Regions from separate parts of the Homo sapiens genome. Here regions 2 and 3 are each linked to region 1. The links are chromatin loops, found by intact Hi-C in ENCODE. Cell type or tissue: psoas muscle. All regions are shown on one strand. Links, peaks and the distances in the headings refer to the core of each region. The heading gives the core; the rest is flanking DNA. Region 1 has its middle 18 kb from the start of DRD5. Region 2 overlaps SLC2A9 (solute carrier family 2 member 9). Region 3 holds the start of LOC124900665 (a long non-coding RNA gene).

Region 1 (10,041 bases), core at 842-8,841:
GGTCTAGAGGTGAGGGAAGACTTCCCTGAGGCACTGGCTTGAATGGAGAGCTGAAGGAGGAGTAAGAATTCACTAGAAGAAAGAAGAGGAAGCAGCAAGTGCAAGGTCCTGCTGCAGCAGGAGGGAGCATGGCATGTTCAAGAAACACAAGAAGCCGGCAATGTGGATTACAGAGGAAGAGTGCAGCACGAGGGCAGTGGCTTGAGATGAGGCCAGAGAGGAGGGCATGCAGGACCAAGGGGACCAAGGCAAGGATTTTGGTGTCCATCAAATTGGAGGGTGCTGAGCAGGGGAGGGGTAACCATGTAATTGCCTTTCTCAAATGCCCCTCTTGCCATAGCAAGGACAGACTGGTAGAAGCAAGGGATGAACTGGAGAGATGAGTGAGGAAGCTGCTCCAGAAGACCCATCAAGAGATGATGGTGACAGAGAATTGAGTGGTAGGAATGATGATGGGAAGAGATGAGTGGAATCCAAGTATTTGTGGGTAGAAGTGGCAGGTGTGGCTACTGAAGGGAGATGGGGCTGTAGGGCTGTGAAGGTGTGAGTCCTTTACTTATCCATCTTAAGGGTCATGGCTGACACTCCTATAGGAAAAGACACATTAACAAGAGAAAAGCAGAGCAAATTTATTTAATCCAAGTTTTATGTGACATGGGAGGCTTCAGAAATGGCAACCCAAAGGCCGAGGGAAAACTGTTGATTTTTATGCATAGGTTAGATGAAGAATGGACAGCCGGATAGAAATGTGATTGAACAAATGGGTATGACCTACTGGGAACAGACTAAAAGGGGACCCAGCAAAACTGTCTGCTCAGATTTTTCTCAGCCTCTCTGTGTAGGCTTCCTTCCTCCCAGGTATGGGGCAGGACCCCTACTGAAATGAGAGTTTTCAAAGGAGAAGGAGAAGATGAGAGTGACCTTTCTAGGTTTTATGGTTTGCTTTAGCAGGAGGGTTTCTAGGTTCTATGACCCATCTTGAGGAAGATAAATTCTGGTTTCTGTGACTCACTTTGGAGGATGAAGGCAAGCAGAAGAGAGGGTGTGAGGAGAAGGTTGGAAAGACCTGGCTTCTGAGTTCCTTCCAATGTCCTTCAGTTCAAAATACTCAGGCTGAGGCACCATGCTTTGGGGTGTCATGTTCTGAGCCCCAACAGCATAACGGCAGCATCAAGACAACCTTTGCAGCCCGGCTTGCATAATGGACAGACACTGGTGCAATCCATGGGGTTGGAAATGTGGAGGGATAACTGGCTGGTGATGCCGGGAGCCTTGAGTTCAGTGTTGGACACATTGAGTGTAAAGTGCCTTTGAGACACCCAAGTAGGCTGTTGGAAATAACCAGCCTGGAGCTGAGAGGTCAGGTTGAAAAGCAGTGTCCGGATGGCAGGTGGGCCCTTGGCCATGAATTAGACCACCAAGGAGAGCCAAGTGAGAAGTCAAGAGGACCTAGTAGGGCCCCTGAAAACTCCAAATGGCCAAGAATAGGCAAAGAGCTACAAACAATCCTGAGAGGGGGCCGAGGGCAGAGACACCTGGAGGGAATGTTCATCGAAGTCACACCCTTCCCCTGCATCCGCCCCTCACTCTGCAGATGGGAGCTCAAGAAGCCAAGGGGCTTGCTCTGTAACCAGGTCACCCGGCTTCATCCTGGGCAAACTGAGATCACAGTCCCCGACTCTCATTTGCCCTCTTCTCTGCTTTTGGGATTTTTTTTTTTCTTTTATACTCTTTTTTGTTTTTTTCTGGGTACATAGTAGGTGCATATATATGTGAGGTACATGAGATGTTTTGATACAGACATGCACTGTGAAATAAGCACATCATGGAGAATGGGGTGTCCATCCCTGAAGGATTTATCCTTTCTTTTTTTTTTTGAGACGGAGTCTAGCTCTGTCGCCCAGGCTGGAGTGCAATGGCATAATCTCTGCATCTCTGCTCACTGCAAGCTCCGCCCCCCGGGTTCATGACATTCTCCTGCCTCAGCCTCCCGAGCAGCATTTTTTGTATTTTCAGTACAGATGGGGTTTCACAGTGTTCACCAGGATGCTCTCGATCTCCTGACCTCATGATCCACCCGCCTCGGCCTCCCAAAGTGCTGGGATTACAGGCATGAGCCACCGCACCCAGCGCATTTATCCTTTCTAATACGAACAATCCAATTACACTCTTTTAGTTATTTGTAAATGTACTATTAAGTTATTATTGACTACAGTCATCCTGCTGTGTGATCAAACAGTACATCTTATTCATTCTTTCTAACATCATCCCCACCTGCCCTCAGCCCCCCACTCCTCTTCCCAGCCTCTGGTAACCACCCTTCTACTCTCTAGCTCCATGAGTTCAACTGTTTTGATTTTTAGATCCCACAAATCAGTGAGAACATGCAATGTGTGTCTTTCTGTGTCTGGCTTGTTTCACTTAACATAATGACCTCCCATTCCATCCATGCCATTTTCTGCTTTTGTACAAGGCACAAAAAGCAGGGCAATGGGACTCAATGGATTTTCCACGCTGCTCTAACACACTACTGCAAACCTGGTGGCTTCAAAGAATGCCGATGTATTCTCTCATAGTTCTGGAGGTCACAAATCCAAAACGAGTCTTCCTGGACTAAAATTGAAGTGTTGCTAGGGCCCTTGGTAGAAACCCTAGAGGAGAATCCATTCCTTGCCTCTTTGGTGGCTGCTGGCATTGTGAATTGTGGCCACATCACTCCAATCTCTGCCTCCACTGTCACATCACCTTCTCTTCTGTAGTCAAATCTCCTCAGCCTCCCTCTTCACTTATAAGGACATTTTGTGATTACATTGCGTATCCATACAGATAACCCATGATAGAATCCCCATTGCAAATCTTTGAAGTAATCTCATCCACAGAGTCTCTTCTGCCAACATCCCGTTCACTAGTTCTGGAGGTTAGGACATGGACATCTTTGGGGGTTATCATTCCCCCTTTCACAGGCTATTTGGGCTGTATACAAACCAGAGATCCGAGAATCATCTTGGCGGCCTCACTCTGTAAGCAGGGAAACGTCTGTCTGTGCTCAGCAGCAATCCCTGGAGGCAGAGACTGGAAATTACACCTGCAACCGTAGTAAGAGCTTGCCATGGGCTGGCATGGGTGCCATACCTGGAGCTGTACATGCATCCCCCACGATTCTCTCAGTGGCCCTTTGAGGTCGCTCTCTTACTGCCACCAAGGTGCAGGGTGGTGAAGGCAACTCAGAGCAGAGACCTGGCCTCGAAGCCTCGTCTCCCTGGAGAATGACCAATCATCAAGAATCTGTGAACACAAGCACGAGAGGCAATCTGAGCCCTTCCCCAAAGCCTCACTGTCCATTCACTCTGGCTGGAATCCTGCCCTACCTTCAGGGCCCAGCTTAGGGACAAGGAGCAACCACATCCTACCTCTGAGGACACAGCCCTCACGTATTTCTGCAATCCGTCTGCAGCTGATGGTCTGAATGAGCATCGTGTCATCATAGCACTTGTAAATTGTTGGAGGGGCTCCTCCACACTGAGGGAATGTGCTTGTTCAGGGAAGGGCACACTCCCCCATTTCTCCCCGAACCACACTTCTGCCATGGGACCCTGCGGACACAAGGGCCCTCCCCTTGCCCTGTTGCTTCATGTGGCTTAGTCTTGCTTAACAAACGTGCTAGGTGTGGAGGCTGAGGCCTGCGTGTAGTGTTGAGGGCAAGCAGGGACCACCTGGAAATGCTGAAAGCATTCTGTTAAAGTGGTGCCTTCCCATCATGATTGCTAGGCCCATGATGAGAAGAAATTGCAGGAAAGCACAACCTGGACCATAGAAAGGACAGATCAGTGGGTGGGGCTTTATGTGCTTATCCCTCCCACCACCCTGCTGCAGACCCCGCCCACACTCAAGCTTAGCCCCTGTGGCTTAGAACCCAAGGGCACTTCTGAGCTGAGGCCGACTTCAGGGAATACTAGTTAGGACAGGTCAGCTGCAAGTAACAAACAAACAAACAAAATACACAGGAAACTCTGACCCTCAGGGCCAAATCCAGCCCACCACCTATTTTTATAAATAAAGTTTTATTGGACCATAGGTGTACCCATTCATTTACACATTGTCTATGGTTGTTTTTAGGGTCGTAGTGTCCACAGAGATCTCATGGCACACCCAGAGCCTAAAATGTTTTCCACGTGGCCCTTTATGGAAAAAGTTCACCCACCCCTGGCTTGAACAATGACAACATTGAATTATCTGCCATCACAAGAACTCCAGAGGAAGGCGGCTCCAGGGGCACACGGAGGCTCAGCAACATCCTTGAGGCCCCAGGCTCCTGTTCCCTCCTCGGCAGGTGGGCCTTTCTTCTCGGGCTGGTTGCTTCATGGTCACAAGCCGGCTGCCACAGTTCCAGGCTTGACTGCCTCTCACAAGCACATTCAAGCCATGAGGAAGGGCAGGCTCCCTCCTCACCTCTTCTTATTTAGGGATCAAAATCCTTCCAGGGTGGCGCAACAGAGTCCCCTTACCTCTCAGTGTTTAGACCAGGGGTCTGTAAGCATTTCCTATAAAGGAACAGATAGTATTTTAGGTTGGTCGGGTCGTGTATGATCCCTGCAGCATATTCTCTCTCTCTCTGTGTGTGTGTGTGTGTGTGTGTGTGTGTGTGTGTGTGTGTGTGAGAGAGAGAGAGAGAGAGAGAGAGATGACCCTTTCAAAATGTACACTCCATTCTTCTCATGAGCCATAGTTTGTCAATGCCTGGTCTGGCACTCTTCACATGCCCACTCCGTGCCCATCTCCAGCAAAGGGTAGCGGACTTACCCTTGATATCAAAGGTCCTTGGCTTAGACCAATCACCCAAAACTGATGTTTCAGAGATGCCTGCCGGAGGAGTGTGGGCAGCTGTTACTGATGTCAGAAAAACAGTTTGAGTGCCACTTCATTCTCCGGCAGGAAGGAGTGATTGGCTGCTGGTCCTCCCCTGTCCGAGGAGGAAGATAGAATCCACCCACCAAGCTGTGGAGAGGTGGACCCCACAGATTCCCTTGCAAGCCACATCTGAGAGTGAGCAGAGGGAAGAAACTCAAGCGTTTGGAGTCCTCTTTCTCAACAACCAGGCTTAAAGCGCCATCTTGTGTCTTGAAGGGGAAAGGAGGTCAGGACGTGTGTGCTAGAAGCAGGCAGAGGATCTTCACCAAAGTCTCAAAAACTAAAGAAGGAAACATGGCGATCCTCAGGGCCTGCAGAGGCCCCGGCCCTTCCCATGCCCTACAATAGTCTGGTCTCATTTACTTCTTGTACTAGCAGGGCAGTTGCTGCCAAGGCCCTCAAACAGGAGGGCCATACTTTAGTTACCTCATCTAGTTGTTTAGAGAGGTAGGCCGGTGGCCTCAGCCAGGGCCCCACAGTTTGGGTGAAAAGTCCAGCTGCCATCTTTTCTCTCTCTGACACATAAAATAGAAAAGGCTTTGTCAGATCGGGTAGCCCCAGGGCTGGGGCTGCCAGAAGTTTTTCCTTTAACTCAGGAAAGACTTGCTGTTGTTGGGATCCCCATTCCAAAGGTTCCCGGACCCCGCCCACTTTGGGACCTCATACAAAGGCTTGGCTAATACTTCAAAGTTTGGGATCCACTGTCTACAAAACCCCACAACTCCTAAGAATTCTCTCACCTGCTTTCTGCCCTTAGGCTCCGGTAGATTGCAAATGACCTGCTTTCTTTCTGATCCTGGGCTGCCTTCCGTCCCCTGTCAGATAGTAAATCCCAAGTAAGGTACCTGCTGTCGGCAGATCTGAGCTTTCTTCTTGGACACCTTCTACCCACAGTCCTCCAGGTGCCGGTGTAGGGCATCTGTTCCCTTGGCACACCCGACTGCCGTGGGGTGTCCCAGCAGAAGGTCATCAACCTACTGGAGCAACACGCAGCCTAGGTCTCTGCTGGGAAACTTCTGGAGGTCTCGAGCCAATGCCTCCCCAAAGATGGTGGGGGGAGTTCTTGAACCCTTGGGGAAGCCCGGTCCAAGTGTACTGAGTAGTGACACCTGACTCCGGATCTTCCCACTGAAAGGCAAACAGCTTCTGCCTCTCGGGGGCTAATCTGATAGGAAAGAAAGCATCTTTCAGGTCAAAGCAGGTGAACCAGCTGTCCTCAGCTGGCAGCAACCCCAACAATGTGGACGGGTTAGGTACTGTTGGAGGGAAAGTCAGTGTAGCTTGATGAAGCAAGCGCAAATCCTGTACCGGCCGGTAGTCCTTGGTCCGTGGCTTGGGAACAGGCAGGAGGGGAGTGTTCCACGCAGACTGACAAGGAACAATAATTCCAAAAGTTCTTAGGTGCTTGAGACGGACCTGGATACCTTGAAGGGCTTCTCTGGGGACCGGGTCCTGTTTTTGCCTAACCGGCTGGGCCCCAGTCTTAACTGGCCAATCCCGGAGGGTTGTCTTCCGCCCGTACTCTTGGCCACCGCTTAGCCAGAGCTGGTCTTCTCTCTTGGCCTGGCTCAGTTCAGAAAAGTCTCCATTCCTCCTCTCGGGGACCATAAGGGTCATAATGACTCCCGTTCTGGGTAACTTTGGCAGCAAAGAGCCGTGCTCTGTCAAAGAGATAGTGGCTCTCAGCTTGCTGAGCAAGTCCCTTCCCATAAAGGGCAAGGGACAGTCAGGCATGTACCAAAACTGATGAATGACTTTATGTCCTCCTACAGTACGAGTCCGAGGCAAGCAGAAAGCTTGCTTTGCTGAAACCCCCATGGCTCCGATGATGTCAATCATCTTTTTGGATAAGGGGGCAACCGGGGCAGTTACTAGCGAATGTTCAGCACCTCTATTTACAAGAAAATCAATGTCTCTACCCCGGACTGTCATTCTGACCAGAGGCTCTTGGGGACGCTTGAGCCTGGTCTCCCTCAGTCCAAGAACCCTTCTGCCAGGTTGAGCAGGGCCCCTTCCTCCTCGTCCGGGGCCTCCTGCTCTGAGTCACCTTGTTTTCTTTTGAGCTGAGGGCACTTGTTCTTCCACCGTCTTATTTCTTTACTATAAACACACTGGGTACGCTGCAAACTCTGACAGCCAAGCTGAGTTTCTTTCCCGGGGCCCCCCTTCCCTTGCCTCTTTGGGGGTCCCCTCTGATTGCTGCAGCTAACAACCAGGTCGGTGTTTCTCCAGGCCTGACCTCCATTCTCTTTGCCGTTTTCCTTAGGGCTTGCTGCATCCCTGTTTACAAACACCTGGCTAGCTATTTCTAGTAATTGTGGTGGATTCATCCCTGCAAGCCCAGCCTCTTTCTGCAGTTTTCTTCTCATGTCTTCTGCATTTTGACGGACTAAAACCATGTGAATCATGCACTGATTTCAGGGCTATCGGGATCAGAGGGAGTATACATACGATAGGCCTCATGCAGTCTCTTGTAGAATTGTGCTGCACTTTCTTCTTTTCCCTGAATGACCTCAGAGAGCTTGCTAACGTTTGTGGCCTTCTGAGCTCCCCTCATTAATCCTTCCAAGAGAGCTTCCCTGTCTCGGTTTAGCCTTTGCATATCCTCTGTTTCATGTGGGTCCAACTGGGGGTCGGTTCCTGGTAAATGGGTCCTTCCATACTCTTGGGGGTTTTGCTAATCAGCTGGTGCATGTTCCTCTAGCCACTTAGTTGCTGCTTGCAGGACTCTCCGCCTTTCTTTGCTGTTAAAGAGGAACATGAGCAACTGGTGCCAATCAGCCCAGGTGTGGTTGTGGGTCTGGATAATAGTTTGGAGCAAATCAATTAGAGCTTGTGGCTTTTTGGTATAGGGCGGTGTATTGTTTTTGCAGTTGAGAAGGTTGACGGAGGTGAAGGGCTGGTACCCAAAAACGCCTCTCCACCACGTGACCATCCTCATCTATCCCTGTATACCGCTGCTCTCTCAGGGGCGTTTGTATCCCCGTTTTGGGTCGTAAACGAGCTGCCGAGGGAGGGGTGGAATGTGACTTACCGAAATTAATAATCTCAATTATTAATTGACACTAATAATGATCAATATTAATAACTGATCATATAATTTTTAAAATCAATACTGATAATAATGATAATTAATATTAATAGTTATACTAACGATAACAATAAATGATTAGTATTAATGATTAATGATGCCTGATATTAATAACTGATGTTGATCTTATTCATTAGAAAACAGTAATATTAGCTCCTAATAATTAATATTAATATTAATAATTAATAGCAATATCACTATTAATAATAAAAAAGATATCAGTAATTAATGTTACTTCAATCAATCATAAGTGATGTTGGTAATAAAACAATAATTAATATGAATATTAATAACTAATATTAAAAGTGTCATTAGTATTAAAATTAATTTTAATCATGCATAATCATACCTTGAAAATAATCATTAATGATTAATAACGTTATACTATTAATTAACATTCCCATTCATAATTATTAATAAGACTGATCTTTAATAATTCATAATATTATTACTGCTAATACCGCAGGGGGTGTATACCTACCTGTGATATTGTTCTTAATATCCAGGGATGGAGAGCACGATATTAGTTTTCATATCGCAGTAGGTGTACACTCACCCTGTGACACCAATCCTAATACCCAGCGGGTAGAGTATGAAATGACTGCCAACATAGCAACGAACGTACAGCCACCTGGTGATATTGCTCCTAATATTCACAGAAGAGTATGATATTACTCCCAATATCGCAGGGAGTGTAAACCTCTTCTGTGATATTGTTCCTAGTATCCCGAGGGGGAGAGGATGATAATAATTCCAGCATCACAGGCTGTGTTCACCCAGCCTGTGAAATTGTTATTAATATCCTGAAAGGGAGAGGATGATATTGCTGCCCATAATAGATAGATATGACTCCCCATAATAGAGCAGGAGGTGTACACCCACCCTGTGATATGCTTCCTAATATTCAGAGGCCGAGAGGCTGATATTGTTCCCAATATCGCAGGAACTGTACACCCCCCTGTGAAATTGTCCTTAATAATATTCCAAGGCGGAGGGATTGATACGAACACATAGATGGCAGAAAGTGGACACCCCCCAGGGATATCGTTCCCATGATCCTGGAGGGAAGAGGAGGATATTACTTTCAATATCAGAGAAGGTGGACACGCCCCCACTGATATTGTTTTTAATTCCAACGTGGGAGAGGAGGATATGACAAGTGATATCACAGAACTAGAAACATTTCTGTGATACTGTTCTCAATATTCAGGGAGGAAGATGATGATATCACATCCAATACAGACGGGTGCACACCCTCTTTACACCGAGGGTGTACACCTGTCTGTAAAACAGTTCATAATCCCCAGAGCGGGAGATGATATAACTCATGATATGGTAAACAGGCTGTGAGTCCACCGCGGATCCTAAGAGCCAGGGGGACAAGAGGGGCTGGCTCTTACTTCCCGCATCGCGGGGGGTGCCTCACCCCCCTGCGATGGGGGTCCTAAGAGGCAGGGGGGGCAAGAGGGGCTGGCTCTTACTCCCCGCGTCGCGGGGGGTGCCTCACCCCCCTGCGATGTGGATCAGCATATCCAGGGGGCGATAGGGGGGTGATATGTCTCCCCGCGTCGCTAGTGGCGTCTACCCCTCTTCGATGTGGATCATCATATCCAGGGGTGGAGAGGGGGGTGATATTACTCCTCGCATGGGGGGGTCGCCTGCCTCCCTGCGATGTGGATCGTCATATCCAGCGGGGGAGTGGTCGGTGCTATTTGTCTGCGAATCGCGGGGGCACCCGCCTCCATGCGATGTGTGTCTTCATATCCAGAGGGGGGAGATGGGGGTGATATTATTCCCAGCATCGAGGGGTGCGCCTGCACCCCTGAGATGTGGATGGTAATATCCAGGGGTGGGTGTGGAGGGTGATATTACTCCCCGCATCGCGGGGGACGCCCGCCCCCCTGCGATGTGGATCGTAATATCCAGGGGTGGAGCGGGGTTGATATTCCTCCCCGATTTTTCCTAGGATCTTTTCTGTACTGCGACCCTCGGTTCACACCCTGTGACATTATCTTCCATATTCTAGCAAGATGAGGCTGCTA
Region 2 (10,041 bases), core at 611-8,610, 170 kb before region 1:
AGTGCTCACCTCTCTGCAAAATGAAAGAGTTGCATTGGCATTGGCTCACTTCTAATTTCTGAAGCCTAAAAGAAGCTCCTCTTTGCCGAGGCTGAGTTCAGCTACTCTCCTCCAGTCACATTCCATTTGTGTCAAACTTTGTCCTCCTTTTTGGGCCACACCATGCATATCCCAGATTCTGTGGTCTTACAGAGCCAGTTTTGATGCCAGGTGAGTTTGGGTTCAAGAACTGATCCCATCTCTTACTGACACTGCTGGAAGCATGACTGTGGCAGCAGGGCAGATGCTGGAGCTGCTCTCGTTAACGTGGCTGATGTTCTTGGCACAGATGACGTGGGAACCACAGCCTCTGAGGCTAACCAGGAGCCACAGCTGATGGTGCTGGAACTTTGACTAGCAGAAGAGGTCCTTTCTTCCTCTAACGATGCATCAGTGCCTCTCACTGCTGGAATCTAACAGGACTCTGCTAGCATGGGAGTAAGGAGATATCATTTATAGGGAGTAAGGACAGGCAGTTTGTAGGCTGCTAGCCCCCATGACACAGAAGAGTTCTAAAAGGGTGGTTGTGGGGCTGAGTCCCAATAGGGCAAATGCAACAAGTTCATAAGTAGTGGGATGCTGTCAGCACATTTCATCTCAGCACCTGTGCACTGGCTCCTTCGCCTGGAAGGCTCTTTCCCCAGATGTCTGCATGACCCACACCTCCCTCACTTCCTTTAGGTCTCTAGTGAAATAGCATCTTCTCAAAAACATCTCCCCCAGCTGCCATAGCTCAGTGTCCCCTCTTCTCACTGCCACTTACCTTGATTTATTTTTCTTTTTAGCACTCATTATGACCTGAAATGATATGTTTATAAATGAATTTGCTTAGTATCACTCCCCTCCATGAGAATGAAAAGCTCCATGCGAGGAGGGACACTTTTCCTATTTTACTTATTGCTGAAACCCCAGCACCTAGAGCAGTGCCTGGCATACAGTAGGCATTTACTTACTAAATAATTGTTGCATGAATGAAGAAAACCAAAGTATACCAAAGGCTGAGTACAGTCTGTAGCACGCTGCTGCTTAAAGCTCTGTAGTACATTCTTGGAGGTGTTTATAGCAATTGGATGGAGACTTACTTGCTGTGGGAACATGAAGCAGTTTCACCCAGAGGAGAAGCAGGCATGGAGAAAGAGAGAGAGAGTGCCATTTTTACAAGGGAAATATTTTAGATCATTGCTTTGGGCCTTCTGTGATGTTTCTGTCTTGATAGTTTCTACCTCTGTTCTGGAGAGGTTTCCTCATGAGAGAGATTTTCCAAGTCAGGCAAGGCATATATATATATATATATATATATATATATATATATAGAGAGAGAGAGAGAGAGAGAGAGAGAGAGAGAGAGAGAGAGAGAGAGAGTCATTCTCATTTCAGGTCTCCCTGCAGTCACTCTCCATGTGGCATCAAGCCCCACCAACTCAAGTGGTAGTGAGTCGTGTCTGTCTCTCACTAGAGACCTCCTGGGAGCAGAACCCGTTCCTTGTTCTTCCCTTAACACAGTGGATCTTTGCACGCCATCCCAGATGCACAGCAAGCTCTCACAAGCTGCCGGATAATGGCAATGAGCTGAATTTGGCTCCTTAGCCTCTCAGCCCTGAGATTTCTTGTGAGGTGTGTGGAAAGAAAGATCAGACAGATCTAGGTCAGAGCATGAACTCCTCACTATTACCTGGGCGAACACTGGCACATTTCCTCACCTCCCTGAAGCTGTGGACTGAAACACACTCGCCTTGAAGGGCTGTTTCTGTAAGACACCTCGCACAAAGCCTGGCATACAGTAGGTACACAATAAACCTTAGCCTCTTCTCCCCTGCTCAGTGTCTCTTGACTCCTCTTGAATAAAGTTGAATCTGTAACTGGGGCAAGATCTGATTATGTAACAGCTCCCTCTCCCAGCCCAGGAGTTTGCCATGCTACACAGAGGTTTTTTTCCCAGTTGGGAAATGCAATTTCTCATTCCTCTTTCAAGTTCTTTGGAGTTAGTGATTAGAACATGGCTAGGAATATGCATGAGGTATGAGCCACAGGAAGCCCTCTTACTTTCAAATTGAAGGGAGAATGTGGGGAACATGCATTCAGGGGGTAGGGCTTGGATGAACTATTTTTAAATGACTTGGAGAGTGAAGAGAATGAACTCCTCTGAGAGAGTTACCTTCCATAAACTCATGTAATTTTTAAATGGGCTGATAGATAGCAATTTCCCAGGCCATTTCCTCTCTCTCCAAGGGCAGCCAGTTTAAACTGGAGGTATCAGCTCTGTCCCCTCCCACCCCATGGGTGACATTGCCCCATCTCCTTCCAATCATCTACACAGCCTGCACACATCTGGGGTTCTGGGCTTGCTTTAGAGACCCTGTTGTTCATCTTCCTCTCCAGTGCCTGGGTCCCTTCCACAATATGATTGACAGGTGGTCACCTGGCTCCTCTTGCACACCTTCAGGGATGGGGAACTCACTGTGCAAAAAACACGTTCATCCTTGGACACATCCATCAGGCAGTTCTTCCTTGTGGTCCCACACATCAGAGCTCTTGCCTGGAGCCCTTGTTCTGACCTCAGAGCCAAGGAAAGCAAATCCAATCCAGGCATCTCCTCTTGGGAAACTCTTTTCTGCAGACTAGACATCTGCAAATATGAGTAGGTTCATTACCTTCATCCAGCATGCTGTGAGCACCTCTGCATTCTAGACCCAGAGGAAAACCAACCTCTTCCATGAAGCATCTGCCATGAGCCTTCCCCTAGTGCAAGCGCTGCCCCGAGCTGACAGGACTGTGAGGACAGGAGCCAGCACAGGTGTGGCCACGTACCAATCACAGCACACCCCCAACACTGCACTACAGGCAATTGCAAGTTTAGCACCAATTCTGTGACATGTTGGAAGCACAGAGAGGACTTTCTGGCTCTCCCTCCTACCCTCTTTTTCACCCTGGGCCTGTGAGGAGCTACATTTCCTTCCACCCGTCTTTAGGGGAAGACCTGGCATTTGCTAAACTTGCAACACAGATATCCGTCTTGCTCTGATGAAAGTGATGGTGAAGGGAAGGTTGGGTGAAAACCAGAGAGCATGATGAGTGTCTTTCAATTTCAGATGAGACTGAGAGAGAGAGGAGGAAAGGTGGAAGGGAGGAAGGAGAGGGGAGGGGAGAGAGACAGGCAGGATTTGCGGGGAGGACAGCATTCCAAAGCTCTGAAGGGTCTGATTCTAAGTTGCTGTCATGGTCTGAATGTTTGTGCTCCTCACCACCCCTAATTTGTATCTGGAAGCCCCAGCTCCCCAGAGTGATGGTCTTTGGAGGGGAGTCTTTGGGAGGGCTGGCTGAGGTCATGAGGGTGGTGCCTCCAGAGAAGTGAGAAGGCAGTGTCTGCAGCCAGGAAGAGGCTTTCACCAGGGAGCTGACTCTGCGGACACCCTGGTCTCGAACTTCTGGCCTCCAGGACTGTGAAGTCTGTTGTCTAAACCACCCATCTGTAGTATGATGTTATAGCAGCCCCAGCTGGCTGAGCTTCCAGGAAGCATTGCTGGACATTGGGAAAATGATACTTCTGGAGCCCCGGTGTGGGTTGTAATTCTCGCTCCTCCGCTCCCCTGCTGAATGACAGCACTAGCCCCTTCTAGTGTCCCCCTCACACCCTCCCTCTGCCCACTCTAATTTCAGCCTTGCTGCAGCAGACAGTCCATGTGGGCTCAGGTATGGGCCAATGTTTGCCCACCTTAAGCACAGCACGTGCCTCTCCAAATGCTCAGGCCCTCTCCATGGCCAGGAAGCTGCTCAGCCATCTGCAGCGCAGTGTAGACATTCAGGGAGTTAATACCCCTGGGGGCAGGAGCTGGCAGATAAATGCCCCATCTTCCCCTGTGGGACAGTTCTGGAGGTATTCCATGTGCTGCTCAGAAGCCCCGCAGAACTGATGCCCTTTGCCCATAGAAGTCTCCCCAAGATGCACCTTGGACTGCCTTGCTCTCCAGCCGGTAAACTTCCCACACCCAGCATGTGTCTCAGGCTCTGCTGCGAGGGCATCCAGTGTCACTGCCCATGTGCAAGCTTCATCTTCTCACCTGCAAAGTGGGAATACTGACTGTGTCTACTTCAGGGGATAGTTATACGAGAATTAAATGAATAAGGGCACATAAAACACAAGGGAACCCTTAGCAAGTGGTGACCAATGTTATTGCAACGTGGATAGCTCAAAAATGAACCTCATTAAACGATGTAGCTCCAAACAGAAGCAGGTGACAAGGCTGGCTGAACTTGATGAAGCGGCTTCAACCTGTAATCCCGTCCATCAGGAATGAAATGTTTTGGGAGTTGAAAATGCAGGCCAGTGAATTTCCATCTTCCTTAGTATCAACCACTGTCCTTGCTGAGTAGTAAGAAGTTGTTGCCTTTTTATATTTTAACAATAATCATTTAGCAAAACCTACTGAAACTTTTCATTCGGAATATGTTTAAACAGAAAGTTTTTTAAACTGCTTGCAAGTTTTTCTTTTTGAATGTGCAGATCCGAGAGTTTTTTGTTTGTTTGTTTGTTTGTTTGCTTTTGAGAAGGAGTCTTGCTCTGTCACCCAGGCGGGAGTGCAGTGATGCACTTTCGGCTCACTGCAACCTCCACCTCCCGGGTTCAAGCGATTCTCCTGCCTCAGCCTCCCGAGTAGCTGGGACAACAGGCACCCGCCACCACGCCCAGCTAATTTTTTTGTATTTTTAGTAGAGATGGGGTTTCACCACGTTGGCCAGGCTGGTCTCAAACTCCTGACCTCGGGTGATCTGCCTGCCTTGGCCTCCCAAAGTGCTGGGATTACAGGCGAAAGCCACTGCTCCCAGCTGAGATCCAAGAGTTTTTATTGGTGATCTGTGTATATAACTTTGTCTACCAAACCACATGACAGACACATCTCTTTTTATGGAACAGTTTCTTATAAAAGGTTGCTACTTTCTCACTCCTGTTAAAATGTCATCTTTATCCTGAAGCAACAGATTGACTACATCTTGAATTTGAAAATCTCTGTGAGGCAGCGTACTGTCAATGGTCATTGAGGCTAGCAGCAGGCTTGCACCTGAAATGGAGATAGCGGGTTCCACTATTGATTGTCCTGTCTTTCTTTGTGTGGGAGTTGTTAGTTTTACCTTTAATTTGTGGTTTCTTTTGTTTTGTTTTTTTTCTTGAGATGAGGTCTCACTGTGTTGCTGAGGCTGGCCTCGAACTCCTGGGCTCAAGAGGTCCTCCCACCTCAGCCTCCCAAAAAGATTAGTTGGAACTACATACAGGCATGTACTACTATGCTCAGCTTTTGGGGATTCTTTACAAGCCACCTGTATATTCATTGGGGTTAATTCAATTGAAACCAAATACTACCATTTCCAAATCTGCTAACTGGTAAATTGCACAAGTAAACAGCAATATGTCATTCAAAAGACAGATCGAAGGCACCCTGTCAGCTTCTCCACACGGTGGAGCCCTGATCCCCAGTCACATAGGCCATGTGAAGGCTCCAGGTTCGGTCCATAATAAAACGTTATAAAGCTATAAATAGGAGCTCCAATATCTCCTCCTACACCCCTTGTTACATACCCTACCTTGGATCCAACTGCTGTCGGTAATAAAAACACACTGAACCTAAGTTAAAAACCCAATGACTTCCTCCTCTTAAATTCCATTAGTCATTGAAAAATAAATGCTTTGATGAAATCTCCTATTTTTAGAAGCATGAGGCCTGCCCTGTGTAAGGGAGAACAAGCTCAGTGCCACTCTGGGCATGGAACTTATACGAGGCTATTGCCCTATGCTCCACGTGAAGTCCCTTTGCCTGTCTCATCCCAGGCCCCCGATCACAAGAGGGAAGAGGCCTCCGGGTTGTTCTGCGCTTTGCTCTAGCAGGAGGTGATAAAAGAGGTGACAAAGTGTGGCTGCTGCCATAACAAAGTGCCATGAGTTAGTGGCTTACAACAATAGAAATGGGGTTGGGCGTGGTGGCTCACGCCTGTAATCCCAGCACTTTGGGAGGCCAACGCGGGTGGATCACCTGAGGTCAGGAGTTCGAGACCAGCCTGACCAACATGGTGAAACCCCATCTCTACTAAATACAGGCGTGGTGGCGGATGCCTGTAATCTCAGCTACTTGGGAGGCTGAGGCAGAAGAATCACTTGAATCTGGGAGGCGGAGGTTGCAGTGAGTGGAGACTGCATCACTGAACTGCAGTCTGGGCAACAAGAACGGAACTCTGTAAAAAAAAAAAAAAAAAAATCGAACAACAGAAATGGATTCCCTCACAGTTCTGGAGGCCAGAAGTCCAAGGTCAAGGTGCCAGCAGGGCCATGCTCCCTCTTCTGGCTTCCGACGGGGACCAGCAGTCCTTGGTGCTCCCTGGCTTGCAGCTGCATCACTCCAACCTCTCCTCCGTGAACACAAGCTTGCCTTCCCTGTGTGTATCTATCTGTGTCTCTTCTCCTCTTGTAAGGACAAGAGTCATATTGGATCCAGAGTCCATCCTCCTACAGTATGACTTCCTCATAACTTACATATTAATTATATTGACAAAGGTCTTATTTCCAAGTAAGTTCACATTCACAGCTACCAGGGGTTAGGACTTCAGCATATGTTTATGAAGACACAATTCAACCCACAACAGAAGGTTATAGCATTTTGTACCCTCTGCCAGGCTAAAGATGAAAGGGAGAGGGAGAATGTAGCAAGTACCCCACAGTGATAGCATGTATATTCATAATGCTCCTTGCTCATCAAGAGCCAGATACCGTTCTGAGGACTTTGTGTGTGCCAACATCGAACACTGGTTACACCACCAATGCTATTATGTTTATTTTACAGACAAGGAAACTCAGGCATGGAAACATTAAATACTTCACCTGGTATCATACTAGATAGAAAATGGTGCAGCCAGGATTTGTTTGTGAGCACCCATTGGCCCCGAAACAATGTGTGTTTGCATTGGTGAGCACCAATTGGCCCAAGACAATGTGTGTTTGCATTGGTGAACACCCACTGGTCCTGAGACAATGTGTGTTTGCATTAGTGAGCACCCATTGGCCCTGAGACAATGTGAAGCCCAGGTTTCTCCAGCTCCAAGACCTGCCCTCTCCCACTGTACCACAACGTCCCTTAAGTGGCTCTTGCTCAGGGGGCACTCCCAGGTGTGGGCTCAGCAGGTGTACAGACACCTGGAGGGGTCTCCAGGCCAGGATGGCACCTGTGCTAACAGCGTGGCTCTCTGAGGACCCCAAGGGAGGCTGGCGGGCTCCATCTCATCTGCTTGCAGTCGTATGTGGGCCACCCCCAGATGCATCAGTGTCTGTCACTCTGCTGTGCTCTGAAGGTGTCTGAGGACCATGGGGAGCCTGCCATTGGAAAATCACACCATGCCCGGAACAGTAGGGAGAACACCGAACAGATACTGGCCCCCCTGCTGATGCAATTTGGTTGACATCTAGCATAATTTTCCTCTGTTCCTGTTTGCTCAGCCCTCCCCCGCTTCTGTGTTTATAACATGCTCCTTCTCCTTCCCTGTCACCTGAGTCTTGATTTTTACTATTTCATTCAAAACACATGGGTTGGATGTACATTCTATGCAAGGCTCAACAGAGAGGAAATAAAATAACAATAATTGTTTATTGAACACAAATTATGTGCCAACACTTAACACACATTGATTTTATTCCCCAAAACAACCTCATAGGTAGGTTTTATTATTTCTGTTTCATGGAAGAACAAGCATGGGGCGGGCAGAATAGGTAACTAGTCTGGGGTCTTTTAGCAGAGACAGGGCTGGGTGTGAAGCCCAGGTTGCTCCGACTCCAAGGCCCACCCCTTTCCACAGTAACACAGCATCCCTTAAATGGCCCCTGGTCAGGGGGCGCTCCCAGGGGTGGGCACAGCAGGTGTGCAGACAGAACGCCCCAGACAAGAGTGAAAGTGCACAAGAGAGACAGACACAGGTGCAAGAGCGACCCGGATGAGAGGGTAACAGTGATTAGCCATCATGGGGGCAGGGAAGGTCTCCAAAAGATGTAACTGCTGAGGGGATCCTCGGAAAAGGATGTCCTAGGCAGGCAACAAAGTGGCAGGGTGTTCTGGACACAAGGAACAGCACGAGCAGGGCACAGAGGCAAGGCCATGGGGGTATGTGGAATGGAGGACGAGTGCCTTTTCCAGGGCAGCAGCCAAGAGAGATGGGGGGAGCCTCCAGATGCCACAGGGACCGTGGGAGGAGGCTCTGCATGGCAGATGAGAATTTGGACTGGATCCTGCTGGCAAGGGCAAGACAGCACAGATTTGTGTGCAGAAGAGTGGCCCAATCATCTTCCTGGGGATTAGCCTGGGGATAATGAGCCCAGTGGGGAGAGGCTGAGGCCTGAACTAAGGCAGGCCTGGGCTCAGGCAGAGAGGAGCACATGGACTGTAGACGCTGAAGGGGCTTAGTCACTAGATCAGACAAATCAGACACGGAAGGCAGTGTCTGGGTTATGTGACCACAGGCATCCAGTTTAGGTGACTTTGTGATTGTTGTCAGGTGCCCCCAAAGCCTGAGTCAAGGTTTTGAAGATGGGAAGTTTATTTGAGAGGTGACTCGAGGAAGCACCACTTGCCCAGCTGGGAAATGGGACAGGGAAATGGAGGATGCAATTGAGGAAGCACCACTTCTCCAGCTGGGAAATGGGACAGGGAAGGAGAGGGTACAATTGAGGAAGCATCACTTCCCCAGCTGGGAAATGGCACAGGGAAGTGGAGGAGGCATTGAGGTTCAATAATGAGCAGGTGTCAGCTGTGGGCAACTGGGACCCCACCCACCCAGTCACCTCTGGGGGACAGCGTAGGACTCACTCAGGTGTCTGTGAGGAAGCTAGGTATACCTCTGTTAACATCAGCTTTGTCTTAACCGAGGGCTGCTCCTGGGGGTGTTAACTGCTGAGGGCTGAGCACACACCTGTGCCCAGGGAAAGCCGCAGGCGGAGAGGCACGGGTGCTGGGTGTAGGAAGCTGTCCATGTGCAGGAGAGACATGGGTGGCATGCAGTGCCGGCTACAGGGACACAAGGAACACGTCAGCAAATTGAAGCACCAGGTTCTGTCTTTGTTCCTTGTTGGTCATAAGATAATGAGGCTGGACCAGAGGATGGGACAATCTGGGTTGTTTTTCTTTTTTTAATCACCATATGCCCAGCTCCCAAGCCCCATGCCTGGCACCTTCAGGGGTCTCAGAACTATAGGTCTTGCCACCCCCTGTGACCTGTGGGCAGGAACTTCATCTCCGTGCAAACACTCAAGGCCCTCCTCGGCTTGCTCCTCCCTTGTCGTCCAGCCAGGAAAGCATCAGAGAAGGCTTCCTGGAGGTGTCTGAGATAAGGCTGAAAGAACGAGGCAAGTAGCCAGGTGCAGAAAGGTCAAAAGAACATTCCAGATTGAGGAAAGAGCCAGATATGCAGATGAATGTGTCAGGTTCCAGCCCCAACTGAGGCCCAAGGAGGGTGGATGGATGGACAGGTAGCTGAAAAAACAGACGGGGGGCCGTAAGCAGGTGAATATGGTTTTACTCAGCAGCTCTCTCATCAGCAGCTCTCATACACTGTCCGTTCTGTCTCAGCTGCTTGAGCCAGCTGCTCCCACGCTCAGCTGCACGGCCAGCTCTCCCTTGCCTTCAGGGTCAGCAGCTTAACTCTTTCTCTCTCTGGGCACAAGCGTGAGCCGTGCCATGCCGTGCTGTGCCGAACCCTGCCCTGGCTCCCCTCTGTCCATCTGCAAAATGGACGGCTCTGGTTATCCCTCTCCTCTCTTTCTCTGGGTGCCAGCAGCTGCACAAGAGTCATGTGGAGCCATGCCCAAGAGCCCCCGTACAGTGTCAGCAGGGCAGTTATACCTTCCCAAACAATAGTGGCTCCAAGCCAAGTATGAACTTACACAAACAGGTTATATAACAAGTGGAGTATGCACCTGTGCACCTAAACTCACTGAGTCATTCTGGCCTGGATGTTTGCCTCGGCCTATTCCTT
Region 3 (10,041 bases), core at 1,173-9,172, 300 kb before region 1:
AAGTTCTTTGTTATTTCAGATGCAGAAGACGTAGGAAGACAAGCCACAGTTGTATGGTTGCTGCCTGTGAAGCAGTGAGCCACCTGTCCCTGTGTGCAGCAAATGGATGGCAGCTCAAAGGGTTAAACTGAAGATAATTGAATGAAGGGACCCTTTGGAGAGGCGCAGGTAGGATTAAGGAAGCCAGGAAGGGGTGGAAGCACTCAGAAAGTAGCTCAGAAGGAAGTCGTTCCCAGTGCTAGGCCTGCAGACACAAGGCGGGGGGAACCTGTACCCACCAAGAATGGGAGCCAAGAGTGCGAGGCTGAGGTGTATCTTGGAGCCTCCCATTGGCCCAAACCCAACAGGAGCCATAGGAGGCCCTGGTTCACAGAGCCCCTCCCCAGCTTTGTAGCTGCCACCGCTTGGCAACTGCCCTTAGGTGCACAGCAAGACTGAATAACCACAGTGTCCCTGCAGATGGGGGCAGTCCTGTGCACGGCCTCCATGAAACCCTCACTGTCCAGCTCCCGTCCTGTGGCTCCACCAGCTTCAGATTGCATCTTTTGTCGTCATGCTGCTGCCTCCACATCCCATTTGGGCAGCTCGCCCTCCAGGATAGCATCTGCATTCTGGGAAGGAAAGCTGAGAAGGGAAGGTGGAGGAGGAAGCGGTTAGTGCTTAGAGTAGCAAAGCTTTTTTTGTTTGTTTGTTTAGACGGAATCTCTCTGTCAGCCAGGCTGGAGTGTGGTGGCACAATCTCGGCTCACTGCAACCTCCGCCTCCCAGGTTCAAGCAATTCTCCTGCCTCAGCTTCCTGAGTAGCTGGAACTACAGGTGGTGCCACCATACCTAGCTAATTTTTCCTCTTTTTAGTAGAGATACAGGGCTGCGTGGGGATTACATGAAATACTCCAAGTAAAGCCCTAAATGAATACTTGACCCACAGCAAATATAATTAATATTAGGAATTATCATTGTTTTAGTAGATGTGAAAGAAAGGCTGTTATCAAACTATAAGTAATGTATACATGCTAGTTACCACTGTGAACACAGGACATGAAATAAGTATCCAATTAGTGATAATATACAATGAATTGTGACTGTGCTCCCAGAGAAGCCAGGTGAAGGCCAGGGGAAATTCAGAGGACCATCTCTGGCTGGGACATCAGGGCAGGCTTCCTGGAGCAGGAGGTCCCTCAAGACTGGAGAGGACACTTTCAGGAAGTCAACCAAGACTGAGGATGTGACTGACATTCCTGGAAAATATCAAGGTGGAATTTAGTATCTTCCAGTGTTCTTACATGGAATCATTTGTTCATTTCTCCTGTGGAGATTAAAAAACTACAAACCTCACATTCTTTACCATAAAAATCTCCCATTTTTAAAATTCTTATATTTAGTCCTAGATTTCTGTGAGTCTTCCTCATTTGCCCCTGGCTATCATCATCCTACATAAAATCAGGGATGGTTGGCATCCTAACTGGCAGCTACTAGGAAAAGGAAACTGAGAGAAGATAGGATTCTAAAGCTGCCACTGCCTGGAAAATCTTGTTAGATAATGATACAAGTTAGGAGCATTGATAACAACACGTTTTTCACTTACTGAGGTCTAAGTTTTGGGTCATCCAATTGTCATCCTACTCTTTACCTTGTCACCACAAAAATGTTCTTGCTGGGTGAGTCGGAATGTATTAATTACCTATCAAACAATTGAATATTATATCAATAAATTATGTAAATATTAATATTTTAATAAATAGCAATACAAATTAATAGTTCATGTGATTAATTCTTAATCAGCTAATTAATTTTAAAAGGAAAAAAGAATCTTAGATGAAACATTCCAGAGACGTCCCAAGACATTAGATACCCTATGCCAAGGACGCACGTTTTCTTGTCCCATGAGCCAGGCTAGCCCCAGGGACCCTAAACTGGGTCTTTTCACTTAGATTCTGTTGCAGCATTTTGCGATTATAACCTGATCTGGTACAATGACCATTCCACTCTTCCACTCCCCTATTTATTTTTTTTAAGAAGGATAAAAACCTCCTTGCTCATCATACTAGTGTCTTACATATAAATGGCTATCAGGGTTTGTGCCTTCATAGGGACTTGAAGATGGCAAAGCTGTTCAGTCACACAACAAAATCGGTTGTCCCCACAGGCCCTGGTGGGATGTCAGCATTATCCTTTCCATGTTTTGGTGTGGGAAATGGAATTGCAGGGAAGCTAGGTTTGGAGTAACTTGTATCCCTGGGATGATGGAAGTGGCTGCAAGACAAGAAGCCCGGTTCATAGCCCAGCATCCCTGATGGACGGGCCTCACTGCTACTGCAGTAGGACAAAGTAGACTCTGAAGGGGCTTCGCAATAGCAAAAGGAAGCAACCACAGGACTTGCTTTGGTGGCCTTGAGGGAGCCAAGATGGCCGCAGTCAGACACATTTAAGCTTGCTGCAAGCAGATGCGGGCTGAGTGGCCAGTATAAACTGAAGTGCACTTTCGGGGCCCACCTTCTACGTTAGGCACCATTTGGACACTGCCATAGAGATGTGTGTTGTCTGATGAAAAAAGCACTACCCTTGTGAACAGAATAGCCTGGGGTCCTGCACCTGCTTCTCACCCACTGATTAACCTTGGACAAGGTAATCACAGACCCTGAACCCCCATGCATAAAATGGCATGACACGCCCCCACCCCAGCATATGCCACCAGGCTGGTGAGATGAGGAAAGCCACATTTGAGGGGAGTTTATTAGCTAGGGTGGTTTAGGCACACAGGCAAGGAATGAGTTCTTAAGAACGTAACTGAGGGCTCGTGCTCTTGTATAAGAAATACTTCGTTTGAACTAGTGCTGCCTTCACAGAAGATCACATCATGCAGCCAAAAAATTAAAAGGATTGTAAGGGATAATGCTGGCTGCAGCCGTCAATGTGGCCCCATTGAGAGCAGGATGAGGACGTTTACAGATGGAGACAGACACCATTTCACTGGCAATTGAATTAGAATCATCAGCTTAGCTCGCTTCTGGTCCCATCACAGATTAATCTAAATGGCACCCCAAGGAGACATCATTTTTTAAGCAGTTTGGGATTAGAAAAGGTCACACTTCTGAGAACGCTCCAGAGAGAAACACAGTGGTACCATTGTCTTCTGAATTCTAGCTTACCCTGATTTTGTTTGTACTGCATAAAGTCAGGTCAAGCAGTATGCCTCAAATAACTTGGATTTTTGACAATTACGCCTTCTTTCATGGCTGCCTTCCTGCCCTCCCTCTTTCTATTCCTTTCTCTGTCCTACCTCCCTCCCTTTCTTCTTCTTTCAATTACAGCCTCTAGTTCATTGGATTTGGAAACAAAATGAATATTATTTGAAGATTGCAAAGTATTCATCAAAACTCAGGTTTTGCCAAATTAAATGGCCGCAAACAAACCACAGTCTTTGCCCTGGGAGGAAAGCTGCCTTGATCACTGTCTCAGCCACAAGAAACAAACACATTCTTGGGTTTAGCTGACATGTCCCATAGAGACCTCATCCGTTTCTTCACTTTATGGCACATGGATGTACTAGTTATTTAGCTTTTGCTCATGTAACTTGTAAAACCTTCTCTAAGTGGCTTAAAAAAACTTCTTGGGTCCCACTCTGTTGCCTAGGCTGGAGTGCAGTGGTGCGATCATGGCTCTCTGCAGCTTCAAACTCCTGGGCTCAAGGGATCATCACATCTCAGCCTGTCGAGTAGTTGGGACTACAGGCACGCACCACCATATCTGGCTTCTAAGTGGCTCTTGCTCTTTTCAGTTATTCCTTTCTTTTCTGGTTTTTTTTTTTTTTTTTTTGAGATGGAGTCTCGCTCTGTTGCCCAGGCTGGAGTGCAGTGACGCAATCTCAGGTCACTGCAACCTTTGCCCCCCAGGTTCAATCAATTCTTGTGCCTCAGCCTCGCCAGTAGCTCGGATTAACAGGCACATGCCGCCATGCCCAGCTAATTTTTGTATTTTTAGTAGAGACAGGTTTCACCATGTTGGCCAGGCTGGTCTCAAACTCCTAACCTTAAGTGATCCGCCCACCTCAGCCTTCCAAAGTGTTGAGATTATGGTGTGAGCCACCGCGCCTGGCTCTTTTCAGTTTTTCAGTCTTTGCTTTCAACTGGAGCACATTCTCAGCAGCAGCTTTTGCTGTAGCAAGCAGTGTCAACAGCATCCCTCCGGCAGGTGACTTCCTTGAGTTGGCTTCCTCAACCTCAGCACAACCAACTACTCACATTTCAGGTGGGACAGTTCTTTGTGTGGGGGCTGTCCTGTACATTGCAGGGTGTCAGCGGCATCCCTGGCCCCCATTAGATGCCAGTAGTACCCCCTGCCCCAGTCGTCACAACCAAAAATCTCTCCGGACATTGCTAATTCAGAAAAGAGTTCCTTTTTATTTTTAAAGAGCTAGGTTTTTGTTGCTGTTGTTACAACTCTGTGATCTTAACAGATTAATTTTCTTAGGAAGAAAAACCATGACTGAGATATTTAGCTTCTTCGTTATAATTCAAAATTCACTCAATCATTTATTCACTCATGTAATCAACTGTAGGGGCAGCAAAATTCCACTTCCATACTCTTAGGGTCCTGCTTGTGCTGGAGAATTTAACTGACATAAGACAGATGAACAGGAGGAAAGCATGCACATTTTTAAATACAAGTTTTATGTAGCACAGGTACCCTCATAAGGAAATAAAGTCCTGAAGAAGTAGTCAGATATACTGAATTGGACAAATAATAGTAAGTTGTGAAGAAGCAACTAAATGATGTGGGGAGGCTTAAAAGGTAAGAGTTATTTGCACAAGGTTGGTACAGAATTCTTTCCATCTTAGCTTCTCATCTTTGAGAATAAGACTGTTGCATCTTTCACATAGGGATCTCATCTTTTGCTTTTAACAAATGGCATGAAGGTCAGAGTGATCTTCTTGCATCTGCTATTTTTCTTTTTCTTGTTTTTTTTTTCGAGACGGAGTCTTGCTCTGTCACCCAGGCTGGAGTGCAGTAAAGCGATCTCCGCTCACTGCAAGCTCTGCCTTCCGGGTTCACGCCATTCTCCTGCCTCAGCCTCCCGAGTAGCTAGGACTATAGGCGCCCACCACCCCGCCAGGCTAATTTTTTTTTTTTTTTTTTTGTATCTTTAGTAGAGACAGGGTTTCACCATATTAGCCAGGATGGTCTCGATCTCCTGACCTCGTGATCCTCCCGCCTCGGCCTCCCAAAGTGCTGGAATTACAGGTATGAGCCACCGCGCCCGGCCACACCTGCTGTTTTTCAAGTGGCTTTAACTTAGTGTCAATATGCCCGAGTGGTGTAATTTCACTCCTTCAGAGCCAATGTTCATTGGTCATTAACTAGGCCCAGACACCTCACTTGGCTTTGGGGACACACGCAGCTTTGAGAATAAAACAGACATAGGTTGTCTTGTGTCACTGCATTTATTTTATTTTTTAAAGACAGGGTCTCACTCTGTCACCTGGGCTGAAGTGCAGTGGTGCCATCATAGCTCACTGCAGCCTCAAACTCCTGGGCTCAAGTGATCCTTCCACCTCGGCCTCCCAAAGTGCTGGGACTACAGACATGAGCCACCACACCTGGAAATTTCACTACATTTATAGAGCAGTGGAGAAGAAGGTAAACAAGGGATTCCAGAAGTGCCACGTTGGTAAAGAATGCTCACACAGCTGTGGGAGCCCGATGAGGGACATGAGGTCCAGCCTGGCATGGATAGGAATTATCATCCTACCTTTCTGGTTTCCATGAGGTCCTGATGTACAGAGCATAGCATACTGCCATGTCCTTGAATGCCCATTTCCCATTCCTCCTGCCAGCCTTGATTTAGAAGTCCTTCTCCTGCTTTCTGGAGGCCTGCATTGTCTCTGGTGTCTGAGGTCCCTGGTTGCAGTGCTCAGCTTAAAACAGCAGAGAGCAGCTTCAGATCATGGCTGGGCAGAGGCTGAGTCAGCCTGCAGGATAACTGGCTCCTAGCAGAGGCGCTAAGGAAGCCTGGTATGGGCCAACGGACCAGGCAGGCCCTCCTTCCAAGCCTCGGCCAACAGGAACCCGTTTCCTGGCTTTCAGCCCTCAAAGAAACTGCCTGGGTCTGTTTTGAAAGATCTCGAGTTGGCTGAAAGGGACATTTTCCCCATGACTGGCACTGGTTGTCAAGCCTGCTGGGCCCAGCAGGAGGAATGCCATCTCTTTTATCTCACCTTCTTTGTTAAGAGGATGGGCTGGCAGGGAACCGCTTTGCAATTATCTTGTTTAAGATGAGCAGAGGAGATAGTTGCTCCCTGCAGGGATAACCCAGGTCCCCAAGCCATCTCCTTTAACCAGCAAATACATGAGCATTATTCTAGCTCATGGCCAGGGTGGGAGGAGGCTTGGTTAACTGGACACGGTGGCCTGGCGCCTCACTCTCCCTATCAAATCCTATCAAAGCTTCTCTGTTCTCAGCTTCTTTCTCTTGGGCAAAAGAGGTAAATTGCAATAATTTGTTCCGAAGGGGTGCTAATGGGTGGCACTCAGTTGATTTCTCATTCTCCCCACTTCCCCAAATCACTTAGCTGGTATCTCCGTATAAACAAGCCCTTCTCTACTTGAACTGAGGACTAAAGGAAATATATTTGTCCATATAATGGGGCTTTTATCCAAGAAGCATTTCTCAAAGTGTGGTCCAAGACCACCCCTATCTGTAACGACTTATAAAAATACGGATTTCCTTCAGCTCAGCTACATTGCCACAAATGACAGGATTGTATTCTTTCTCGTGGTCAAATTTGTATTCCGAGGTGTATGTACACTTTCTTCATCCACTCATTTGTTGATGGACACAGGTTGATTCCATATCTTGGCTATTGTGAATAGTGCTGCAATACACATGGGAGTGCAGACAACTCTTTGGGAAATGGATTTCCCTGCCTTTCCTTTGGATATATACCCAGTAGTGGGATTACTGGATCATATGGTAAGTGAAATAAGCCAGGCACAGAAAGGTAAATACCACATGTTCTCACTTGTATGTGGAAGCTAAAAACGTTGAGCCTATAAAAGTAAGGAATAGGTTGGGTGCAGTGGCTCATGCCTGTAATCCCAGCACTTTGGGAGGCCAAGGCTGGCAGATCACGAGGTCAGGAAATCGAGACCATCCTGGCTAACAATGAAACCGCGTCTCTACTAAAAATACAAAAAATTAGCCAGGCGTGGTGGCACGCACCCGTAGTCCCAGCTACTTAGAATGCTGAGGCAGGAGAATCGTTTGAACCTGGGAGGCAGAGGTTGCAGTGGCTGAGATCACGTCACTGAACTCCAGCCTGGGTGACAGAATGAGACTCCATCTCAAAAAAAAAAAAAAAGAAAAAAGAAAGAAAAGTAAAGAGTAGAACTGTAGCTACTAGAAGCTGGGAAGGATGATGGGGAGAGGAGGATAGGGAGAGGTTGGTTAATTGTTACTAAATTACATCTACATGGGAGGAATAAGCTATAGCATTCTATGGCCCTGTAGTTGATAATTTGTTTTCATAATGGTTTCAAATATGAGAGAATTTTGAATGTTTCCAGCATAAAGACATAATAAATATTTGAGGTGATGAATATGCTGACTACCCTGATTTGAACATTATACCTTTGTTTACATGTATCAAAATATAATATGTGTCCCATAAATATGTACAATTATTATGTGTCAATTACAAATAATTTTCAATTTTAAAAATATGGATTTCCACTGTTTGGCAGCATCTACTAGAATTAGACATATGCCTATCCTGCACCCATCAATTCCATGGCTAAGAATATACAGGAGAATGGAGCATTTATGCCCAGCCAAAGATATGGTTAGGAACATTTGAGCGGCACTGTTCAATAGCCCCAAACTGGAATCAACCTAGACGTCCATCAACAGGAGAATGGAGGAGCAAACAGATTGTGATTTATCCATATTGGGCAATAAAAGTGAAGGAACTACCAATACAGTCAACATGATTCATCTCATAAACATGACATTGAGCAGGAGAATCCAGACATAAGAGTATCGGCTGTGTGATTCCATTTATAGGAAGCTCAAGAACAGGCTCAACTACTCTGTAGGGCCAGAAATTAGAATAATGTTACCTGGAGTGGGGCTGGGAGTTATTGACTGGGAAGGGGCATCAAGGAGGCTTTTGGGTTATTGGAAATGGTCAATATCTTGACCTGAATGGTGGTTATACACGTACTTATGTAAAAATGCACTGAGCTCTATACTTAAGATCTATAAACTTTACTATCTGTAACACACACACACGCGCGCACCACGCACTTCCCAGCCTTATTCCAGACCTACCAAACCCAAATCTCTCTGCGAATCTGCATTTTGCATCCCTGGTGGTGCCAATGCACATTGACTACCAGGGTTGCAGGTGGTGCGATTGTGAGGGGGTCATTTTGTCAACCCCCAAATCACACCAAACCCTATTTCCCATCTGGGGTGGAACATCACAAGATTTTCATACGTCAGTCCCTAAGGGAATAAGATTGGTGTGAGATTTCCCACCGGTTAAGATTATGGACAAGGACCCTGTGAACAAGATTGTCACAGTCCCTACCAAGACAGAAGCCACACTGTTATGGAAATATAGTTAGCCAACACTTTCACTTCCTTTCAATTGAAAGTTTAAAACAATTACTTCTATCCTTCAAACTTTTTGTGGACAAACATGTATTTTAAATTTAGAATCAGTCTATATGTAATGTTTGATCCTGTCCCTTTCTCTGTGTCACATCATCCCATGTTCAGCGTTATTAGCAAGAGGAGGCAGGACACGTTTGTCAAGTGTCTGGAATAGGCAAGACCTCCTGTATTTAGTCATCTCATTGGAGCCTTAAAACAAACCTATGAGCAAAAATACTAGGCTCATAAGGATTAAGCAACTACCGCAAAGGTACACAGCAAGTAGGTGCATAGTGGGGATTTGATCCTGATCTAACACCACAAAAAACTCTCTGGTGCTAACAGTCTACTACAGGATTCCAACTTTATTTTGTTTTAACTTGTGGCCATGAGTTACCTCTGTCATTACAAACTATGAGTAAACCTCATCTTAAAATATCTGCATCTTACCCAACTAGTAAACCATTATTTAATTATTCCCCTAATTTCGACATTATCTCCATGTTTGCCAATCAAATGTCTTGGTAAATGTGTTTTAACATAAACCTTGTATTTAGGATTAATAGATTAGGAGAGATTATTACAAATGGAATAACCAGGACAAAGACTATGCACATTTGAAAGACAGGAATAATTTTACTGAACTGCTCTCCAAAAATATTCTATTAATTTGTGTTCCTTTCAATGGTCAGCCTGTCTCATCCCACCCTCATCAACTTAAGGCATCATAACTTGAAACAAACTTTGCTAGTATGGCACTGCAATTCAATTTGCATGGGCGAGTTTGGTCGTTTTTTTTTTTTTTATTTTTTGTTTTTTATTTTTTTTGAGACAGAGTCTCACTCTTGTCCCCTAGGCTGGAGTACGATGGCACAATCTCAGCTCACTGCAACTTCTGCCTCCCAGATACAAGTGATTCTCCGGCCTCAGCCTTCCAAGTAGCTGGGATTACAGGCGCCCGCCACCATGCTTGGCTAATTTCTGTATTTTTGGTAGAGATGAGGTTTCACCATGTTGGCCAGGATGGTCTTGAACTCCTGACCTCAGGTGATCCACCCGCCTCAGCCTCCCAAAGTGCTGGGATTACAGGCATGAGCCACCGCACTCGGCCAAGTTTGATCATTTTTAATGTATTTATTATTCGGCTATGTTTTTCCTTACGTAAATGTCTTAGACTTTGAAGTGTGAACTCTTCATATGTGTATTCAGGAGCTGGTACTATTTTATATTTGTCATAAATATGCCTCATGGATTAAATTTTGTTTTCTAATAATGTTTACGTTGCTGACTGGTAAAATGACTTCAATCTTTGTGTAGTCAAATCTATCAGTAAATTTCTTCATGACTTTTTATTTCTTTTAAACTTAGAAATCTTAGAAAATTAATTA

The links. Peaks named below come from ENCODE experiments on the same cell type or tissue, not always from the same donor. Only the 100,000 strongest peaks of a DNase experiment are listed, where the experiment ranks them.
Region 2: a loop joins it to region 1, with 2.5 times the contacts of the local background. A loop is called at or near these places in 2 of 110 quality-filtered maps.
Region 3: a loop joins it to region 1, with 6 times the contacts of the local background. A loop is called at or near these places in 57 of 110 quality-filtered maps.

The regions. Positions count from the first base shown.
Region 1 is chr4:9,758,337-9,768,377 of GRCh38, reverse strand. No RefSeq gene overlaps it. Among named protein-coding and RNA genes, the nearest start is that of DRD5, 18 kb to the left of the region's middle. RefSeq lists a silencer at 3,100-3,149. In psoas muscle, for the core only: CTCF peaks have their summits at 3,064 and 5,105 (motif pointing left); no DNase peak of the experiment used is centred there; H3K27me3 peaks cover 1,323 bases.
Region 2 is chr4:9,923,274-9,933,314 of GRCh38, reverse strand. All of the region lies in intron 6 of SLC2A9 (solute carrier family 2 member 9), which reads left to right. Among named protein-coding and RNA genes, the nearest start is that of SLC2A9-AS1, 60 kb to the left of the region's middle. In psoas muscle, for the core only: a CTCF peak has its summit at 5,480; no DNase peak of the experiment used is centred there; H3K27ac peaks cover 447 bases.
Region 3 is chr4:10,059,803-10,069,843 of GRCh38, reverse strand. It overlaps LOC124900665 (a long non-coding RNA gene), which reads right to left and starts at 5,830. Exons shown (of 2, transcript XR_007058029.1): 1 at 5,750-5,830. RefSeq lists an enhancer at 5,887-6,501. In psoas muscle, for the core only: a CTCF peak has its summit at 5,915; a DNase peak (open chromatin) is centred at 5,993.